2 separate regions of the Mus musculus genome follow, and region 2 is linked to region 1. The links are chromatin loops, found by intact Hi-C in ENCODE. Cell type or tissue: gastrocnemius. All regions are shown on one strand. Each heading gives the region's core, and the rest is flanking DNA. Links, peaks and the distances in the headings are about the cores only.

Evidence for each region. A loop is a pair of places that touch in the nucleus more often than their neighbours do. Peaks named below come from ENCODE experiments on the same cell type or tissue, not always from the same donor. Only the 100,000 strongest peaks of a DNase experiment are listed, where the experiment ranks them.
Region 2: it touches region 1 in a loop (8-fold over the local background); 2 of 42 quality-filtered maps call a loop at or near these places.

What each region holds. Positions count from the first base shown.
Region 1 is chr1:149,366,002-149,368,930 of GRCm38, reverse strand. No RefSeq gene overlaps it. Among named protein-coding and RNA genes, the nearest start is that of Gm29398, 83 kb to the left of the region's middle. In gastrocnemius, for the core only: no CTCF peak of the experiment used is centred there; no DNase peak of the experiment used is centred there.
Region 2 is chr1:149,680,791-149,683,719 of GRCm38, reverse strand. No RefSeq gene overlaps it. Among named protein-coding and RNA genes, the nearest start is that of Gm23535, 25 kb to the left of the region's middle. In gastrocnemius, for the core only: no CTCF peak of the experiment used is centred there; no DNase peak of the experiment used is centred there.

The DNA.
Region 1 (2,929 bases), core at 230-2,729:
CTTACACCCTGGAAGATCTTATATGGTTTCAAATCCCATCCCTTCTCCTATGTACCTTACAGCTGGCTCTTTTATTCACTCTGCCCTCCCTGTCCTGTGTTAATTGTGAAAACAGTGGAAAAGGCACAACCTCAATGTTCCACTACCTTGGCTTTGAATGCCCTTCACATTGAGGAGGTCACTCCCTTTTTTGATGGTGGCTCTCTTCAAATACCACCTGATTAGATAAGTACATATTTTCTCTACCATGTTTGATGCTTTCTCACAGCAGTTAACAAAAGTCATGTACTATAGATTCTATGTTTACTGTCAGCTTCTTTCCATTACAACATGACCTCAATGAGAACAAGGTTGGTCTTAATTCTTGACTCCATACATTCTCAACATAGCTATGTCTGTGGCTAACACAGAAGGAATATTCTTTTTAGAAAGTGAGTGAAGCTCATGTATCAGGTCTTGCAGACTAGACTAATAAAAATCAATTCATAAGCAGTTTGTGAAGTGTAGAAGTGTAGAATTGCGTAGAATTCATATGAGAAAATCCATGAAAATAGTGTTTGAAATGAAAAAAGATATTCTCATATCAATATTATGAAACATATAATTTTAAATAAAACGATAGTTTTCATATTTTAAAAGCTAGTCTTGTTCTGATCTATGAAATTCTATTAGTACCTAACACTAAATATCTTAATTGTATATACACATATAAATATCCGCAACTTGAAAAAAAATCACTTAAAATTAGCTTTTTACAAGAAATCTTGAAAGGGGGCTGTCACAGATTTTGTTATCATTTTCCATCTGTGTTGTGTTTCCTAGCAACTGATTTTGTAAATATAGACCCTTAAATGGAAGGTTTCGTAGGCAGAATGATTTAGTAGTTATTCTCATTGGAATTTTGTGAAATTTACAGCTGTTCTGACATGTTTTCTAAACAGGATCCCTGTTGCCTTTTATGATAAATGATGTGTTAGAGGTCAGGGAACGTTTGCTTACCTGAGAAATACAATGCCTGCCTCTTTCCTACTCTCTATGGCCAGCCACTTTCTAATATATATGAATATTTTTGTGTATAAAGCAGAAGTCCAATTTTTGTGCAATAATAATTTCAGTCATTATCTTTTATTTTTATTCTTTTAATATGACATAGAAATAGACTTGTACATTGAGACTTTTTTCATTTTATTTAGAGTATGTGATACAATGCTCCTGATCTCATTTAATGTTGACAGCTTACCTTAAAATTGGCATATTTTTCTTATAGATGTATTATGCCATCCTTTCTTTCAGAAATATAAAATGGAGGATATAATAGAAAATGCCTAGATATGCAATTGATCTGCTGCAATATGTAAAGGAAAATTGTCTACCTTAAAAATGAGATGGGGAAGGTTTCATTTGAATTTTCTTTCATATTATACTGTAAGTGAGCTTTAGACCAAACTTTTCCATAACAAATTTTGATCTTGGATTGTTCATTTATTTTTTTATGAATGATATTATACTTTGGGTTAGCACTTCAATATTGCAAATATTCTTATAATATAATCCCTCATACATGTACATAGAACAACATTCTAATATAATCCCAAATAACCTCTTAGTTAATGACCTGTGACATCACACAGACCATTAAAGAAATGAAGCACCATATTATTTGAGGAATTTAGTAGTTCTTAATTTTCAGTCCTAAGCTAAACATCAATCCTTCTGGTGCAATTCTCCTAACGTGTAGGAGAGTATGAGAGTATAGACACACTTTACATCATTACACCAAAGCTTGTGTGCAGCATGAATTGTATCCTATTAGATTTCAGTACCATGACTCGATTCTTTTATCATGGTTCCACTTCAATGTCTTTAATATACAGATCCAGATTAACAATTTTTCAGACCTCTTTTGAGTATTTTATATTTCTTCTATTCTAATTACCAGTGAGATCATTTATTCTGTGGCCTTTGGAAGCCAAACTTTCTGAACCATTCCTTACATAGAGAAACAATCCAGGGTATGGCTGAGCTTCTGCAATGAATCTACAATCAACTCCTGATGGTTCTTTGACAGAACACTTACAAGTATGCATGCTGGGCCATCATTGAGATAACACCCTAAGATAGTAGACATGGCAGACAATACCATAAAACTAATCTTTTTTTTTTTTCCCCTGTTCAGGAATCCAGTTTCTTTATTCCTATCCCCTCCTATGACTTCTGGTTGATGCATGTGCTTCCTTCTCTCCTCTCTTTTTTTTTTCCTTCACATTTTTTAATTAGATATTTTCTTCATTTACGTTTCAAATGCTATCCCAAAAGTCCCCAAGACACTCCCACTCCCCCCCCCCACTCCCACTTCTTGGCCCTGGCGTTCCCCTGTACTGAGGCATATAAAGTTTGCAAGACCAAGGGGACTCTCTTCCCAATGATGGCCGACTAGGCCATCTTCTGATACATATGCAGCTAGAGACATGAGCTCTGAGGGTACTGGTTAGTTCATATTGTTGTTCCACCTATAGGGTTGCAGAACCCTTTAGCTCCTTGGGTGCTTTCTCTAGCTCCTCCATTGGGGGCCCTGTGTTCCATCCAATAGCTCACTGTGAGCATCCACTTCTGTGTTTGCTAGGCCCCAGCATAGCCTCACAAGAGACAGCTATATCAGGGTCCTTTCAGCAAAATCTTGCTAGTGTATGCAATGGTGTTAGCATTTGGAGGCTGATTATGGAATGGATCCCCGGGTATGGCAGTCTCTATATGGTCCATCCTTTAGTCTCAGCTCCAAACTTTGTCTCTGTAACTCCTTCCATGGGTGTTTTGTTCCCAATTCTAAGAAGGGGCAAAGTGTCCACACTTTGGTTTTTGTTATTCTTGAGTTTCATGTGTTTTGCAAATTGTATCTTGTGTCTTGGGTATTCTAAGTTTCTGGGCTAAT
Region 2 (2,929 bases), core at 114-2,613, 310 kb before region 1:
AACCAGCCAACCAACAGACCAACCAACCAACCAACCAACCAACCAACCAAACAAACAAACAAACAAACAATCCCCAAGATCACTTTGTGTTATCTATACACCCACTGGAGGACAGTCAAACTCTCAATGGCTTCCTCTTAAATAGAACTGAGTCCTTTTCCTCCTACACCTCTGCCAGAAGCCATCAGTAATGGAGAACTATTCCTCAGCATATCTGTCACGCATTTTAAGAGCACTTTTTGGTAACTTCCTGTCTAGGCTATTACTTTTTTTTTTTCAGAGAGGAGGCCTTGGTGTGTGGGTGAGGGATTGTCACAGAAGCCTTTCATGTCTCTTATCTGTATGTGTCATCATCCACATCCCAGCAAATGTAGTCTCCACTCAGTTTCTGGCAATAGCGCAGACCACAACATTCCCTGCAGCAGTAAGACACGAACCAAGACAGTGCCTTCATAGGCTGCCCACTACCTCGTTTCTGGACATTAATAAAGCCCCCACTTGCAGCACATGTGGATTTCTGCATGGTCTTTTGTGGTAACTCGGACTGTAGACATAACATGGACCCTGGCTTCAGTAGGGCATGGGATCCAGACGTGATTCTATGCAGCAGCAAGGACCCACATATCACCTGATGTAACAGGCCGCTTACATCATTATATGTCCCCTGTCCTGTGCATACGCAGCTGCAAGGCCTATGGATATGGCTTCAGGCTGCAGTATGGATTATGATGTCTGCCTTGTAGTAATATGACCTATAGTGCCACAGACATAATCCTGGTCCCCAGCAGGGCATCAGTGGCCTGACTCTCTCTCAGGGTTACTGGCTCTTTCACAGAGTACCCACCCTGGAGGTGGGGTAGGTGGTTTTGGATAAGGTTCTGGCCTAGTTGCTGGCCTCCCTTGCACCTGACTGGACTTAGGGACTTTTACTCAGGGACTTTCCTGGGACTGTGGAGTAGGTCTTTTTGTTTGTTTTGATAGGTTTTGGGGCCTACCTGCTAGGTTTCAAGGTCAGAATGGTGCCTGCAAACACGGCAGCATTTAGGCCAATGTCTAGGGGCCCGTCAGATTCCTCAATGGTTCTTTTGGCAGGAGACCAATCATGGACTCATATTGTGGCAGGGATATTGTACCCTCAGTACCAACAACTTACCGGTATCCTCACTCTACTTTACATAGTTAAGTGGGCAGTTAAGCAAGCAAGGCCCTATTGTGAGGGCTAGGAACAAAATGATTAATGGTCCAACAATTCCTGTAAATAGAGTAGTTAGTTAACCTGGAGGATCAGCAGAACAAGGATGGATACTAGTTGTCAGAGCCTTGGTGTCTCTTTTCTCTTTCCTTAAGGTTTTTTGTTGTTGTTGTTTTTTCCTGACCATGGCTAAATGTTCTCTAATTACTTCTGATTGGTTGGTATAGAAGCAACACATTTCTCTCTCCTTGTTTGATTAAGAAGAAGTCTAATCTTGAAGAATGACCTCCACTAAGAAGTCTACCCATGCTTCCAGATAGAAAAAAGAATTTTCCAGATAGACTAGTTCTATGTATACTGATCACAGAGAGAAATGGGAATAAGGATGGCTCCTTATATGTGGGAAAGACCACAAATTTGATTTACATGGGCCCTGCTTTTTTTCCCCATTATAGATTAACATACATGACCTACATGAAGACACAAAGGAGTGGGGTCTCCTCGAGGGCAAACAGTTTGGAAGATGCACACTGGTTAAGCTGTTAGTGTGAGTAAGCCAGGGGATTTCTCAGTTCTGGAAATACATTCAATGATCATTCCTGAAGTTAAACTGCTTTGTATAGCTACAGGAATCTGCACCGGGGAATTAACTAAGGGGTGTCTTGGGGACTTTAAGCAAGTATCAATTCCTTGGAGGCCTCCCTGGATGAGCTTAGGTTGGTCCCATTACAGTTGGCAAGATGCAAAGTGGAGCTTATTGTATAATTAATTCAAATCCAAAGACAATATGGGGGTTGGGTGATGGGCTGGATGGTTTCTTTTGGATAGTAAATTTACTACATGAGTCTTGATCATTTACATATAACCTGACATGTGACTCTACAAGTATCAGCCATACTAAGGTCTGGGTTATGTTAACAAAAGAAATGGGACCGTGGATTAGACATCTATACTGCATCCAAAAGAAGGGGAACACTGGTTGGGTCTAAGGAAACAGATAATGTTTTTTTCTTTTTTCTTTTTCTAGCTTCCAGAATGCAGGATAGGTAATATTTACATATTCATAATTTTCCTCTAAAGTTGCTTGTGATATGTAGATATACTGGAAGAAGATCCAACAGAGTTTAAACTGGGGTTAGGACTGGTAAGATTGCTCACATTGATACGCACCCCGACAAGTGTGCCTGTGTGTGTGTGTGTGTGTGTGTGTGTGTGTGCGCGCGCTGTTTTTGTGTGTATGCCTATCACCAAAAATCATGTCTGTCAAATAATATATGCTCAGTCAGCTTTGCTATTTGAATCAAATGTACAATATGTTTTCATGTGATTCTTTAATTTTTTTCCTAATATTTGAAGCTGAATTATAGCTTCTAGAATATTTCCAGTAAAGACTCAATGAACTTAACTGATATTGTGGAGACAAAGAAGTGAAACTATCTTATTGGAAAATTTAAGAAGTTAAAACCTTTAACAGATAAAATGAATTTATATCATTAAAAACTGCCAACAACTCTGCTCCTTCACCAAATCTCTCAAACCCAGTCTTTTGTATTTATCATAGTATCTGCCACCATAGATGTAGAGCATAGTTCTGCTTTCAGTTCCAGAGGTAGTACTTTGAACTCTGTGTTATTCTAGCCACCATGAATTTGCATAGCTATCAATAAAGGAACATAGAACAAGAAGAGAATGGTACTTCCAAATTTTTATAAATCAAATTTTCAGATGCCAGGAGTG